2 separate regions of the Homo sapiens genome follow, and region 1 is linked to region 2. Evidence: read pairs that join two places in POLR2A ChIA-PET (ENCODE). Cell type or tissue: Panc1. All regions are shown on one strand.

What was found. ChIA-PET counts read pairs that join two places held together with the same protein. Peaks named below come from ENCODE experiments on the same cell type or tissue, not always from the same donor. Only the 100,000 strongest peaks of a DNase experiment are listed, where the experiment ranks them.
Region 1: POLR2A ChIA-PET joins it to region 2 with 11 read pairs; 2 of 35 experiments call an interaction of 5 or more read pairs at or near these places.

Annotation. Positions count from the first base shown.
Region 1 is chr7:66,957,552-66,965,551 of GRCh38, forward strand. TMEM248 (transmembrane protein 248) reads left to right here. Exons shown (of 7, transcript NM_017994.5): 7 at 1-1,000. Among named protein-coding and RNA genes, the nearest start is that of SBDS, 34 kb to the right of the region's middle. RefSeq lists a silencer at 6,918-7,118. In Panc1, no CTCF peak of the experiment used is centred here; no DNase peak of the experiment used is centred here.
Region 2 is chr7:67,039,404-67,047,403 of GRCh38, forward strand. All of the region lies in intron 7 of TYW1 (tRNA-yW synthesizing protein 1 homolog), which reads left to right. Among named protein-coding and RNA genes, the nearest start is that of TYW1, 47 kb to the left of the region's middle. In Panc1, CTCF peaks have their summits at 1,511 (motif pointing right) and 1,724; a DNase peak (open chromatin) is centred at 3,868.

The DNA of each region.
Region 1 (8,000 bases), 82 kb before region 2:
CTAGAAACGTCATTATCATTAGGACCATCAGATTTTAGATTAAGCTGCTATTGAATTAATAAAATCCCAATGAAGCAGAGTTATAGGGATAGATTTATAGCTGGCAGAGTGGTATCAAAGGAGAAAAACAGTGAAAAAGCCAATTTCACTGGTTCGTTCAATCCAGCTTGTTGCTAATATTAGTTACCCTTGTTTTAATGACAGAGAGTGGCTGGAATCTGTAGCTAGGGGAGGGGCAACACTGTTAGATGTGAGGAAAGGAAGTGCCAAAAATGCCTGGACAGATGGCTTGTCCCAAGGCCAGGACACACACTTTAAAATCCAACATTCACCTAAGCAAGTAATTCTTAAAGATCTTACAGAAACGCAGAGTCAATCAGGTTTATAAAGGAAGGCTGAGGGGAGAGAGGAGGCCTGGGGGCCTGGACGAAGAGGCCTAGGACCTGAAGAGACTCCAGCGAGTCTCGGGAAGCCCAGGGGACCTGTCACCATCTGGGCACTTCCCAGGCTCAATGCTCAGCCAGAGTTTGCTGGTGGACCTCAGGATTCGAAGTGTGCAACAGACGGAGTGCGCTTGCTGTTCAGGGCGGCCCCGTGCAGGAGCACCAGCTCACCCTCAGGCATCTCGGACTGGAGGGCCAGCAGAAGGTCAGCAACTTACTCTTAAAACGATTGTTTCGGATCATATTGATCTCTTTCCTTTTTCCTTTTGTCCTTTCACTGTATGACTTGAATCAGTTTTGATTCTATTTGTAAGTGTTTCTTGTCGTGAGGCACCTGCCATGTCTGTTGCGTTTTCCTCGGCAGCGTGTAGGGCTTCAGCTTCCTGGGTTTTCACCCTTCCTGCAGGCACTGTGGGGTCCTGAGGGCCAGTGGGTCCATTTCACCTCTTGCTGCATGATGGTCAGTAGCTGATCTGTTATGGCATTCACTTCCAGATTAATTTTCCGTGTTTGAAGTATGTGCATATGTGCTTTACAGAATAAAACATCTGAATTTATTTGCTCCGCGTCTTCTTCCTCCAGCCGGATGGGTGTTTTCTAAGGGAAGAACGTGTGCGATCAGCAGCTGAGGGTTTTTTGCAAGCTGCTGCTTTGAAATGTCACTTCTCATTTGGACGAGGGGTGGTCATTATTCTGCTGAAGGCAGCCTCACCCAGCACATGCATCTTCCCCCTGAGGGTACAAAACCTCCTGTAGCTTGCTAGACCAACAAGTGCTTGCAGGCCTGACCCTAATCCTGCCCAAGGAAGTAAATAATAAATACCAGCAGGGAGCACTGAATAGACATAGGAGTTCCAAGACACCCCTCTCGGTGACATAAACCCTCAGCATGCACTAAGCCTGTATGCCCAGCCGCAGGTGCCCAGCCCGCTCTGCGGTCTCCTGTTGCAGAGCTCTGGCCCGCTCTAGACCTCCTTTGCCAAGACAGTGCATCCTCTGCAGTTTCCATAGCTAAAGGGAGATCGTATTCACTAATGTGAATCCTTCCCCTTTCCAGCAGCCAGAGGCTCTGTGTCCCTTCCCTTCCCTCCCCAGCAGGTGCTGGGGTCGCAAGGTCAGTCTCATGGTTGAGGAAGGTGCTACTCAATGAGCTCTTTGTTCCTTCTGCCTCCACCTCTCCCTGCCTCCTGCCTGGAACAGGCAAACTCTGCGTGGAGCGCAGTGTTATTTCCTGCTCTCTCCTTGGACTCAAGTATTTGTGTAGGTGGTGATTCCCCTCCATCCCAGTACAGAATACGCCTTGGAGGAGAAGAACTCATGTCTCTCTGCTGTCTTAGCCTGGTAAAACCTGATACGTGCCAGGTTCTCAAGTCAGGTCAGAGGTTTTGCTTTAAAATCATTTCATTTTCCCGGTGGGCCCCCTGTGCTTCCAGTTCCCTCACACTCACGGATCTGTAAGGATTCCCCCAAAAGTGGAATGAACGCACAGACTATAGCACTCCGGAGTCTACTCAAGGTCATTGTGAACTTAGTTGCTGTCTCAAAGAAACATTCTTGCCTGGAGTTCGAGACCAGCCTGGCCAACATAATGAAACCTTGTCTCTACTGAAAATATAAAAATTAGCCGGGCGTGGTGGGGGGTGTCTGTAGTCGCAGCTACTTGGGAGGCTGAGGCCAGAGAATCACTTGAACCTGGGAGGCGGAGGTTGCAGTGAGCTGAGATCACGCCACTGGACTCCAGCCTGGGAAACAGAGCAAGACTTTGTCTCAACAAAATAAGCGTATCCCTGCCCATTTGAGAGCCCACATTGTTTCCACCTCTGAAGACCACGCACACTTCACGTATCACGCTAGTTGTTGATGATGGGAGAACTAGGGTGGTTTGAAAAACTGCAAGAAGAGGCTGGCCATGGTGCTCACACCTGGAGTCCTAGCCCTTGGGGAGGCCAAGGCGGGAGGATCACTTGAGCTAAGGAGTTTGAGACCACCCTGGGCAACCCCGGCTCTGCAAAAAATGCAAAAATTAGCCAGGCGTGGTGGTGGCACATGACTATAGTCCCAGCTACTTGGGAGGCTGAAGTGGGAGGACCACTTGAACCTGGGAAGTCAAGGCTGCACTGAGTTATGATCACACCCCTGTACTCCCTCCTGGACGACAGGCTGAGACCCTGTCTCAAAAAAAAAATGCTAGAAGACTTGGCAGTAAATCATGCTACATCCAAGGGGAAAGAAGCAGGGGTTGAGTTTTGCTGTTGACATTCAGTCTCTTTTCTCCAAATTCTTTTTTCTTTTCTTTCTTTCCTCCTTTACTTCTCTCTCTCTCCTTTCTTTTTTGAGACAGGGCCTCACTCTGTCACCCAGGAGGCTGGAATGCAGTGGTTCAGTCATGGCTCACTGTAACCTTGAACTCCTGGGCTCAAGCAATCCTCCCGCATCTGCCTACTGAGTAGCTGGGACCACAGGTGCACACCACCATGCCTAGATAATTTTTTACATTTTTTTTGTAGAGACAGGGTCTGCTGTATTTCCCAGGCTGGTCTCGAACTCCTGTGCTCAAGCGATTCTCCTACCTTGGCCTCCCCGAAGTGCTGGGATTACAGGCGTGCACCACCACACCTGGTGCCTCCAAACTTTTTTGCTCATTCAATAACATTTCCCAGGATCCTCTTATTGCTGGTCACTCTTCTAAGAGCTGGAGATACAACAGTTCACAGACAGTGCTTGCCCTCTTGGCACTTACCTTCTAGTCATAAGGAGACACAAATACATCATCTGATGGCAGATCATGGGGAGGTGAAGAGGAGCAGGATAGAGAGGATGGACATGATACTTCAGTTGAGGTGCTCACAGAAGGCATCTTGGGGCCAGGCATGGTGGCTCACGCCTATAATCCCGGCACTTTGGGAGGCCGAGGTGGGTGGATCACCTGAGGTCAGGAGTTCGAGACCTGCCTGACCAACATGGCGAAACCCCGTCTCTACTAAAAATACAACAATTAGCTCGGCATGGTGGTGCACATCTGTAATCCCAGCTACTCGGGACGCTGAGGCAGGAGAATCACTTGAACCCGGGAGGCGGAGGTTGCAGTGAGCCAAGATGACGCCATTGTACTCTGCCTGGGCAACAGAGAAAGACCTTGCCTAAAAAAAAGAAAAAAAAAAGACATCTTGGAAGAGGCTCCATTTGTAGATGAACATGGGGAGTTCTGGACCCAGGCACTCCATGTGGAGGCGGCGGGCTGTGCTCCTGGTGCACAGAAGCCATGCTCAGGTGCCCTGGGTCATTGCTAAGTGGAGACTAGGAGTCCTGTAGGGACGTGTCTCCCCATCTGAGGACAGGATTCCCCCAGGCTGCTGCCAGAGGGACCCCAGGGGGTGGTCAGCAGGAGGACGCACAGGGAGACGCTCCTCCAAAGACAGTCCAAGAAGGGAGCTCCCAGAGCTGAAGCACAGCATGGTGGGTGTGAGCTTAGACCCTGACTCCTACAGGCCTGTAACTGTTGCCAAGTGGCTGAGCCTTTTGTTTTGTTTTTGAGACGGAGTCTTGCTCTGTCTGTTGCCTAGGCTGGAGTGCAGTGGCGCGATCTCGGCTCACTGTGACCTCTTCCTGGGTTCCAGCAGTTCTCCTGCCTCAGCCTCCTGAATAGCTGGGATTACAGGCAACTGCCACCACACCCAGCTAATTTTTATATTTTCAGTAGAGACGGAATTTCACTATGATGGCCAGGCTGGTCTTGAACTCCTGACCTCAGGTGATCCACCCGTCTCAGCCTCCCAAAGTGCTGGGATTGCAGGCATGAGCCACCGCGTCTGCGTCTCTGCGTCTATCTGTGGCTGAGCCTCTTGTGCCTCAGTTCCCTCATCTGTAAAACAAGGATGGTGGGACTCATTTTAATGTGGTGAGGATTCAGCACGTCAACACAGTGTGTGGCACACAGTGAATGTTTATTTATTTATTTTTAGAGATAGAGTTTCATTCTGTTGCCCAGGCTGGAGTGCAGTGGCACGATCATAGCTCACTGCAGCCTCGACCTCCCAGCCTCAAGTAGTCTTCCTGCCTCAGCCTTCCGAGTAGCTGAGATTACATCCAGGCACCATCACGTCCAGCTAAGTTTTTTATTATAATTATTTTTTAGAGGCAGGGTCTCGTATTACCCAGGCTGGAGTGCACTGGTGTGATCACAGTCACAGCTCACTGTAATCTCAATCTCCTGGGCTCAAGCGATCCTCCTGCCTCGGTCTCCTGAGCAGCTGGGACTACTGGTGTGCAACACTGAGCCCAACTAACTTTTTTTTTTTTTTGAGACAGAGTCTTGTTCTGTCGCCCAGGCTGGAGTGCAGTGGCACAATCTCAGCTCACTGCAACCTCCACCTCCCTGGTTCAAGTGATTCATCCTTCCTCATCCTCCTGAGTAGCTGGGATTACAGGCACACGCCACCACGCCCGGCTAATTCTTGTATTTTTAGTAGAGACGGGTTTCACCATGTTGGTCAGGCTGGTCTCAAACTCCTGACCTCATGATCCGCCCGCCTCCGCCTCCTAAAGTGCTGGGATTACAGGCGCAACTAATTTTTTAAAGAATTTTTTGGCTGGGCATGGTGGCTCACACCTGTAATCCCAGCACTTTGGGAGGTCAAGGTGGGCAGATCACTTGAGCCCAGTAGTTTGAGACCAGCCTGGCCAACATGCAAAACCCCGTTACTAGAAAAAATAAAAAAAATGAGCTAAGCATGGAGACGCACACCTGTAGTCCCACCTCCCTGGGCGGTTGAGGTGTGAAGATCATCTAAACCCGGGCGATCCAGGCTCCAGTGAGCTATGATTGTGCTACTGCACTCCAGCCTGGGTGACAGAGTGAGATCCTGTCTAAAAAAAAAAGAAGTATTTTTTGGTAGAGATGCAGTTTCGCAGGCTGTTCTCAAACTCCTGGCCTCAAGCAATCCTGTCACCTAAGCCTCCCAAAGTGCCGGAATTACAGGAAATGGTAAGTGGAGGTGTCCGAGAATGCAGCTGGTGTGTCAACCTTGGTTACCCTTTGGAGAGGAGAGTTCACCAAGCAAAGAGAATCTTCCCTAAGCCCTAGTCCTTCATCACCGTGATGCTATCTGTGCTGTGGCTTCTTAACATTCGTTGTGGGGGTATGAGAACCAGTCTCTGAAAGGATGTGTATGTAACAGAAACAAGTTTCACTACATGATAATCACCCTCACTGCATAGGACACACACTGACACGTTTCCATTTAGTCTCTTTTCGTTTAACTAAAACACAGGGCGTGACCAGTACATTGATCGCATGGCCCACAAATGGAAGGCAGCCTGCAGTTTCAAGACACTGATCTAGAAAAAATCTTTTACAGCTGGGAGAGTTCTGACTCTGAATGCCAACATGCTAGCTATCAAGAATTTTGTCTTTTTATTTTTATTTTTTATTTTTTTGAGATGGAGTCTCGCTCTGTTGCCCAGGCTTGAGTGCAATGGCACAATCTCAGCTCACTGCAACCTCCACCTCCTGGTTCAAACAATTATCCTGCCTCAGCCTCCCAAGTAGCTGGGATTACAGGTCCCCACCACCATGCCCGGCTAATTTTTGTATTTTTAGTAGAGACGGGGTTTTGCCATATTGGCCAGGCTGGTCTCAAACTCCTGACCTCAGGTGATCTGCCCACCTTGGCTTCCCAAAGTGCTGGGATTCCAGACGCGAGCCACCACACGCAGCTCCTTTTTTTTTTTTTTTTTGAGACGGAGTTTCACTCTTGTTGCCTAGGCTGGAGTGCAATGGCCCGGTCTTGGCTCACTGCAACCTCCGCCTCCCTGGTTCAAGCGATTCTCCTGTCTCAGCCTCCCAAGTAGCTGGGATTACAGGTGCACGCCACCACACCTGGCTAATTTTTGTATTTTTAGTAGAGACGGCGTTTCACCATGTTGGTCAGGCTGGTCTTGAACTCCTCACCTCAGGCAATCTGCCCACCTTGGCCTCCCAAAGTGCCGGGATTACAGGTGTGAGCCACTGCACCCAGCCCTTTTTTGAGACAGTCTTGCTCTGTCACCCAGGCTGGAGTGCAATGGCGCGATCTCAGCTCACTGCAACCTCCACCTTCTGGGCTCAAGCGATTTTCCTGCCTCAGCCTCCCGAGTAGCTGAGATTACAGGCGCCTGTCACCATGCCCAGCTAATTTTTTTTTTTTTTTTTTTGTATTTTTAGTAGAGACAGGGTTTCGCCATATTGGCCAGGCTGGTCTCAAACTTCTAACCTCAAGTGATCTGCCCCCGTCGGCCTCCCAAAGTGCTGGGATTACAGGCGTGAGCCACCGCAGCAGCTGGGGCTGGTTGAGATTCTAAAGAAAGAAACACTAACTGCCAGGGTGATCAGGCCAGAACATTTATTAGGGGAATTTACTTAGGAGGGCTGCAGTGATCCTCACAACAGTGAGAGAAAAGGGAGGTTCTACCTAGGTATGTCTTCAGTGAGGGGCTCAGGGACAGGAATTTTTATGAGAGTATGAGAAATTTGGCTCAGGACCAGTTTTTTTTTTTTTTTCCAGTGTTTCGAGCAACAATCTAGATGCCTTTATCAGTGTCTGAGAATGTTCAAGGGAACATTCTGCTGGGAAGATCCTGCAGCTGCCTGGGTCACAGCATGGTGAAGGCATGCTGATGTTTAGTCAGGATGCAGGCTCCTTTAAAAAAAAAAATTCTAAAAAAGATATCCCTTAGCAAACTAAACGCAGGAACAGGAAACCAAATACCGCATGTTCTTGATTATAAGTGGGAGCTAAATGATGAGAACACATGGACACATAGAGGGAAACAACACGCACTGGGGCCTATTAGAGGGCGGAGAGTGGAAGGAGGGAGAGGATCAGGAGAAACAACTAATGGGTACTAGGCTTAATACCTGGGTGATGAAATAACCCCCATGACACAAGTGTACCTACGTAACAAACCTGAACCTGTACCCTTGACCTTGAAAGTTAAGAAAAATTTGGGCCAGGTGCGGAGGCTCATGCCTGTAATCCTAGCACTTTCAGAGGCCGAGGAGGGTGGATCACGAGGTCAAGAGATTGAGACCATCCTGGCCAACATGGTGAAACCCCATCTCTACTAAAAATACAAAAATTAGGGCCAGGCACGGTGGCTCAAACCTGTAATCCCAGCGCTTTGGGAGGCCGAGGCGGGCGGATCACGAGGTCAGGAGATCGAGACCATCCTGGCTAATGCAGTGAAACCCCGTCTCTACTAAAAATACAAAAAAATTAGCCAGGCGTAGTGGCGGGCGCCTGTAGTCCCAGCTACTCTGGAGGCTGAGGCAGGAGAATGGCTTGAACCCGGGAGGCGGAGCTTGCAATGAGCCGAGATCTCGCCACTGCACTCCAGCCTGGGTGACAGAGCAAGACTCCATCTCAAAAAAAAACAAACAAAAAAAACCAAAAATTGACTGGGTGGTGGTGGTGCATGCCTGTAGTCCCAGCTACTCAGGAGGCTGAGGCAGGAGAATCACTTGAGCCTGGGAGGTGAAGGTTGCAGTGAGCCGAGTGTGCCACTGCACTCCAGCCTGGT
Region 2 (8,000 bases):
GCCGAGATCCCGCCACTGCACTCCAGCCTGGGTGACAGTGTGAGACTCCGTCTCAAAAAAAAAAAAAAGAATGACAAGTAGATGGAATATGGGTACAAGGTCTGGTCCAGCCAGATTGTAACTTGGTGATCTAAAGGTACAGTTTAACCTTCCCTAGCTTTAATCTCCTTTCCTGAGGAACATAGAGTTGTTGTATATGAAAGTGCTTTATAATCTTGAAAAGCCCGACAGACATTGAAATGAGCATTTTATTATTTTTTTAATTACTTTTTTTTTTTTGAGACAGAGTCTCACTCTGTCATCAGGCTGGGGTGCAGTGGCGCGATCTCGGCTCACTGCAGCCTCTACTCCCTCTTTCAAGTGATTGTTCTGCCTCAGCCTCCTGAGTAGCTGGGACTACAGGTACGTGCCACCACGCCCAGCTAATTTTTGTATTTTTAGTATAGACGGGGTTTCACCGTGTTGGCCAGGATGGTCTTGATCCATTGACCTTGTGATCCACCTGCCTTGGCCTCCCAAAGTCCTGGGATTACAAGCATGAGCCACCATGCCTGGTCTATTTTTTTTTTTTGAGATGGAGTCTCACTGTGTCACCTAGGCTGGAGTGCAGTGGTGCAATCTTGGCTCACTGCAGCCTCCGCCTCCTGGGTTCAAGCAGTTCTCCCATCCCAGCCTCCCGAGTAGCTAGGATTACAGGCATGTGCCACCATGCCTGCCTAATTTTTGTATTTTTTGTAGAGATGGGGTTTTTACCGTGTTGGCCAGGGTAATTTTGAACTCCTGACCTCAAGTGATCCGCCCGCCTTGGCCTCCCAAAGTGCTAGGATAGCCACCGGGCCTGGCCTTGCTTAAACATTTAAAATTTGCTTATACATTTTCTTAGAGTTGGTCATTTGATGTGCTTTCAAGTTTTCTGCTCTTATAATTAACACTGGTCTGAGACCTTTCTTACTTTTGAAAAATGTATGAATGTTTTCCTACATTTACACATTCCCCATATTGATATACTGGGTCAACGTGAATGTGTAATGTTATGACTCTTAATTAAAAATCTGAGTAATTTTCATTGGTGAAATTGTCTGAAAATGATGCATGTGATAGCTGATTGAGAGATTTTTGTATTTTCTACCAGGTTAAGCTTTATTTAAAAGCTTTGTTTAGCAGGGCGCAGTGGCTCATGCCTGTAATCCTAGCTCTTTGGGAAGCCTAGACAAGTGGATCGCTTGAGCTCAGGAGTTTGAGACCAGCCTGGGCAACATGACGAAACCCTATCTCTACGAAAAATACAAAAATTAGCTGGGGGTGATGGTGCGTGCCTATAATCCCAGCTACTGGGAGGCTGAGGTGGGAGGATTGCTTGATCCCAGGAGGCGGAGGTTGTAGTGAGCCGAGATCACGCCACTGCACTCCAGCCTGGGTGACAGAGTGAGACCCTATCTCAAAAAAAAAAAGAAAAAGAATTTAAAAACTTTGTTTATAGTGGGTGAAGAGTTTGGGATAATTTGTGGGTATGTAATTTTCTTTGCTTTTTCATCTTATGGCCATTAGAGGGCACTGGAGAAAACACTAATGAAGATTTCAGACATCCATGTACATTATTTTTTTGAAATGAAATGATTTTGGGCTTTATGAGCTTTAAGCAGCTGGTTTATGATATTTCAGATTTCTCATAAAAATCTCTCATAAAATCATCAGGTCTTTGGGAAAAATACGTGTTTTTTCCCAATTTTGGTATGACACAAAATAAGCTACCAGTTTTCATTTTTCATGATTGTTAGGTTACAGCAGGGTGTTCAAATAGATCTTGTTTTCGATTTCTATGGGATATGGGATACTAAACTTGGCATTGGAGGTTTTTACTGCTTGGCTTTTCTTTTTCTTTTCTTTTTCTGGCATTTTGTTTTTTCTTTTCTTTTTTTTGAGACAGTCTTGCTGTGTTGCCCAGGCTGGAGTGCAGTGGCACAATATCATCTCATGGCAGCCCCCGCCTCCCGGGTTCATGCAATTCTGCCTCAGCCTCCCCAGTAGGTGGGATTATAGCACCCGCCACCACGCCCGGCTAATTTTTGTATTTTTAGTAGAGACAGTGCCTCGCCATGTTGGCCAGGCTGGTCTTGAACTCCTGACCTCAGGTGATCCACCTGCCTCAGCCTCTCGAAGTGCTGGGATTACAGGTGCAAGCCACTGAGCCTGGCTTTTTCTGGCATTTTCTTTGGGGCTGGCTCACACATTCCCCGAATGCTTTCCGCGTGATCATCCATGACACACCACATGAAATTGCCTTAGTTGTTACTGTCGAGGGAAGTAGTACGTGCCAGTGCTTAAGAGTTGGGTCGAAGCACTGTCATTGTAAGACTGGTTTTTGAGTAATACTCACTAACTTTCATGGAGTCATACGTCTCAGCTTGTGTATCTGGACAAATTATTTTACCCCTCTGTGCTTCCGTTTTCTCATTTGTAATGTGGGAGATAACAGTATCTGCCTTATAAAGTTCTTATGTAGATTGAAAAAGTTAATCCAGCCGCATTGTATTTTCTTGTATAGTAGTTAATATATTTTTTATATAATAACATTATATTCTAATTCTATTAGAATTAATGTATAATTATATTAGAATTATATAATTATATTAGAATTAATATATAATTATATTAGAATTATATAATTATATTAGAATTATATAACAATTATATAATTAGAATTAGAATATAATTTTAACTAATTATTCTGATATAATTATATATTATTAGTATAATATATAATTAGAATTAGAATATAATATTAACTAATTATTTCAATATAATTAGAATTAGAATATATTAACTATAATAGTTAATAATTAGCTTATATAAGTATATGTCTTCAAATAGGATAGATTTGGTCCTACCAAAACACCACCTTGGTATTCTACCTCCCTCCCTCTGTAGTACTATTTAAGACTTCTTCTAGGACTGAAGATAATTTGAAGTATGAGAGTGGTTTCTAAGAACTAGAGCACTAAAGTTTGAAACACTGGAATGTTAGGGAGACAGATGGAGATATGGGAGGAATAGGGTGTTAGGGGTGGCATGTTTGGGGAACCCTAAACAGTTTGGTGTGCCTAGAGTTGACTGGGGGTAGGGATATTTGGAGCTGTGACATAGAGAAGGAAGATGGGGTAGGATCCTAGAGGCTTCTCAAGTCCTGCAGTGGAGGGGGCTGAGCTTTCTCCTGAAGGCAGTGGGAGGCAATGTGATTTGATTGAATTGGAGAATGGGTTAGCGGGTGTGGGGAGAGAGGAGAGTTCCAGTGTAGGTTTAAAATATTAGGAGGCCGGGTGCAGTGGCTTATGCCTGTAATCCCAGAGCTTTGGGAGGCTGAGGCTGGTGGATCACCTGAGGTCTGGAGTTCAAGATCAGCCTGGCAAACATGGCGAAACCTCATTTCTACTAAAAATACAAAAGTTAGTGGGATGTGGTGGCACACGCCTGTAATCCCAGCTACTCGGGAGACTGAGGCAGGAGAATCGCTTGAACCTGAGAGATGGAGGTTTCAGTGAGCAGAGATTGTGCCTCTGTACTCCAGCTTAGGCAACAGCCTGAGACAACCCTGTCTCAAAAAATAAAGGAAAAAAGGAGAAATCAAAATACATACTAGATTATCTCACTCAATCCTCACAGTGACCTTGAGATGATCAAACTATTATCATCTGCAATTTACCATTTAACAGATAGCAACTGAGGCTTAGTTTAAGCAATTTGTCCATCGTCAGTTGGCTGGTAAGTTGACAGGCTCAAGCCTGGACTCCATCTGTCTGTGTCACTCCTCTTGGCTGCTTCCCCAGGGAGGAGTGGTTCTCAGAAGAGAAGCTGTAGTGTTTAGAGAACCATGAGTCAGGAGGAGCCTGATAATTTTTATATTGTTTATTTTCTCTTTCTCTTATGTTGTGGTTTGTAAATGTAAAGCCCATTGCTACTTTTTTTTTTTTTTTTCCTGCAGTAAATAAATGTTGCTAAATAATCCCCACAGCAATGTTCTGGCTAAGCAGACAAACACTAACATCAGCATCATTAATTTTGGAAATAAATGGCAAATGCTTGACAGTTACTCACTGGAGAAACATTTCCATTTGCCAGCTATTTAAATTGCAGAAGGATCTCAGTATGTCCAGTTCTGATTATAAATTTCTGTTGGTATTGCAGTGGAATAACAGGAAGCTAGTTTCAGAATTATTTTTAAGGCTTTGGAGTGTTTACTTCACCTAGAAACAAGAGGTGATATCCTTTCAACCCCAATACACTGCCCTTAAACCATCTTGACTCACCATGGTCTCTGTAGCTAGGAGCACTTAGCAATGAGTCCCCATGTTATCTTGTTAAGGTAGGTTATCCAAAATAGAATTACGGTGTCAGAGTAAAGCTCTTGACACGCTTGGGCACGCTGCTTTTCCACCAGTTCAAAAGGCATTTTTAGAACTCAGTATATACAAAAGCTTTGCGTAATGGTGAAAATTGGTCATTTTAAAACTGAACCATGACTAGTGAGTGATATCTTGGAGATTCATTTATTAAAGAAATAGGAATCTAAATGTGGGGTTAAATTGCAGCAAAAGTTATTAAATATTAATAATTTAATTTTTTACTGTGATTCCTTTTCAGTGATATAATTTTTATTAGTTTAGATTAATATTAAAACTCTACTTCATGTATAATTAAGCATGAATAAGAGTTTTTTTTTTTTTTTTTTTGAGATGAAGTCTTGCTTTGTTGCCCAGGTGTGATCTTGGCTCATTGCAACCTCTGCCTGCTAGGTGCAAGTGATTCTTCTGCCTCAGCCTCCTGAATAGCTGCGACCACAAGCGCATGCCACCACGCCTGGCTAATTTTTGTATTTTCAGAAGAGATGGGTTTCATCATGTTGGCCAGGCTGTTCTAGAACTCCTGACCTCAAGTGATCTGCCCGCCTCAGCCTCCCAAAGTGCTGGGATTACAGGTGTGAGCCACCACGTCCGACCTGAGTTTTTAATATTGAAAGTTACCAGGCTTAGAATTAGTTACTAAAAGAAGTATGGTCTAAGTTTCCGGGTCTGGAAATAGCTGTCTGATAGTTTTGAGGCATTTCTTCATTTATTCAACCAACATTTACTGAAGGCCCATCCTGTGCTGGCATGGCTCCAGGCCTAGCCAGGTTGACTGTCTAGAAAAATGACCTCTAGAGAATTTGGGCGTTCTGTAGCCAATCTTCTCTTTTTCTTTTCTTTGAGACAGAGTCTGTTGCCCAGGCTGGAGTGCGGTGGCACCATCTCGGCTCACTGCAACCTCTGCCTCCTGGGTTCAAGTGATTCTCGTGCCTCAGCCTCCCCAGTAGCTGAAATTATAGGCCTTTGCCACCATGCCCGGCTAATTTTTGTATTTTTAGTAGAGATGGGGTTTCACCATGTTGGCCAGACTGGTCTCAAACTGCTGACCTCAGGTTATCCACCCACCTCCACCTCCCAAAGTGCTAGGATTACAGACGTGAGCCACCACACCCGGCCAAGCCAACCTTTTCTATAGGAATTGATAAGAAAAGGAATCACTTGATGGTAAAAAAGGATCAAACAATCAGAAAGACTCTTTCCCAGGAGAAATGTATGTTTTGGTAAGAAAAAGCTTGTTTGTTGTAAAACTCATGTTTGTCAGTTTCCAACTATATAGCATTTTACCTTAAAGTCTTCAGCAAATCAGGTTTTGGCCTTGTTTTTATCCTAGGCAAAATTGGGTGGTACTGTGGTTTCTGGGATGATGGTATCAAAATGAATTAAGTGGTATCGTATGATTTTTTTTTTAAATTTTTTTTATTTTTAGAGACAGGGTCTTGCTTTGTAACCCATGCTAGAGTGCAGTGGTGTGATCATAGCTCACCACAGCCTTGAACTCCTGTGCTCAAGTGATTCTGCCACCTCAGCCTCCCAAGTAGCTCAGATGACAGGCACATGCCACCACACCTGGCTAATTAAAAAAAAATTTTTTTTTTGTAGAGCTGAGATCTCACTATGTTGCCCAGGCTGGTTTCCAATTCCTTGGCTCAACCAGTCTTCCTGCCTTGGCCTCTAAAAGTCCTGGGTTTACAGGCATGAGCCACTGTACCCAACCAGTATCGTATGATATTTAAAACAAAAACAAACAAAAAACATTAGCACCACTGCTTTATTACTATTATTCTGTAAGATTCATGTAGTCCTGTCAGTTTATAAAGAACGTTTTGTGTATTCATTGCCATTTTCATAAGTGCTTAGGAAGTTAGCTCATAATTGCCTTTCCTGGTTGCATGTCAGGCCACTGCAGCTTGGCGAGGACATGAGTTTTCTTTCAAGGCAAGTGTGATGGGTATGGGAGATGGGAGGAGTGGAAGTAGAGGTTGGAGACAGGGAGGCCATTTAGTTTGGCTTTTGCCATTGTCCCTTAGGAGAAATCAAGGCCGTGGACAAGAATGGTGGCATTGTAGATGGAGAGAACAGTTATGTTGGGAAATGAAACCCTAGAACTGTTTTACTGGGCAATGGGCTCACTGCTGGATGTATATAGAAGCCAATACTGTGGCACTGGCTTTTAAAAAAAGAAAGGCTTTATTGGGAGTCGACTGGCAAGGAGATAGGAAGAAACACTCAAATCTGTCTCCCTGAGTTAGAGGCTGGGGCAGGTTTTATAGGCAGAGGGATTAATATGAGGCAGTATAATTAGTGAAGTGTGATCTGATTGGATCTTGCAACGAAGTGAAGCCAGGAGGTGTGATTTGATTGGAGCATGCCGTGAGGTGATGCCAAGACATGATCTGATTGGCGCATGCCCTGAGGTGATGCCGAGGCTTGCTTCTTAATTCTCTCTTTTCCCTGATCCGAGCCCTTTGGTTCTGCTTGTGGTTGACTTTTTAGTTCTGATTGCCTCTGGTATCACGCATTGGGCACACTGGGTTCATCTGTGCTCGAGTTACCTGACCTACAACCTGGGGGTTCGTGGCAACTGAAATACAACTTACTAGTTTACTACACATAATTGAACCAGATTGGGCTAGTTATGTGGTTACAGAACTTGGCCACTCATCTTTAAATGGGATGGTACAGGAGAGGAAGAAATCAAGGTTGGCTGATTCTGGGATCTTATTTATTTCTGTTTAGGCCATGTAACAGCTATAAATGAATAAATACACAAAAATATATGGATCTTACATGGTTGTTATATTGTTACATTCTGGGCAGAGAGTAAACAATGTCTGCACCTAGCAGATTAGAGTTAGAATTTGAATGGTGCATTCAACTCCCTTGCGGAGTGTTATAAACCATTACATTTCTTTTCAGAAACGAAATTACTACTGCATATGGAGGATAGGACTGAGCTGCCTTAGTGGGAAGGAGTGATGAATTTTGTTTGTCCTGAGTGCTCAAGACTTTTAATCATTGCCCTTATGACTGACTCTGGGGTTGCAACACTCACATTTTATAATAGATACTTTCTCTAGTGAAGGGACAGGGACAGTATTCCATGGCCGTCCTTTGGAGTCTGTTCATTTTGTAGGGGACAGAAGTCTCTGTTTAAAACCCCAAGAAGGTGTCTGTGGAGCTTTGGGCATAGTGGTCAGAGGCCAGTGTCATGGACCTCGGTCCAGTTTTGGATTTATCTGGCCTTTGGGTTAAGCAAATAAGCTGGTGATGTTTTGTGGTGACAGAGGCTTTTGAGGGCAAATACTGCCATGTCTTATCAATTTTTTACATGATTTGTAGAGGAATTATAAAGACTTGCTATAGAATTGCTTCAGATAATTTAAATGCTTTCAAGGTTGAGATTTTTTCATTTTGCTTCACCACAAGACTTCTTTATCAAGCTCACACCTTTGCTTTTAGATTAAAAAAAACAAAGCAAACTACTTGGGTAGCTGAGGCGGGAGGGTCGCTTGAGCCCAGGAGTTTGAGACCAGCGTGGGCAACATAGCGAGACTTCATCTCAGAAAACAAAAGGCAAAGGATTCCTTCTATTTTAAACTA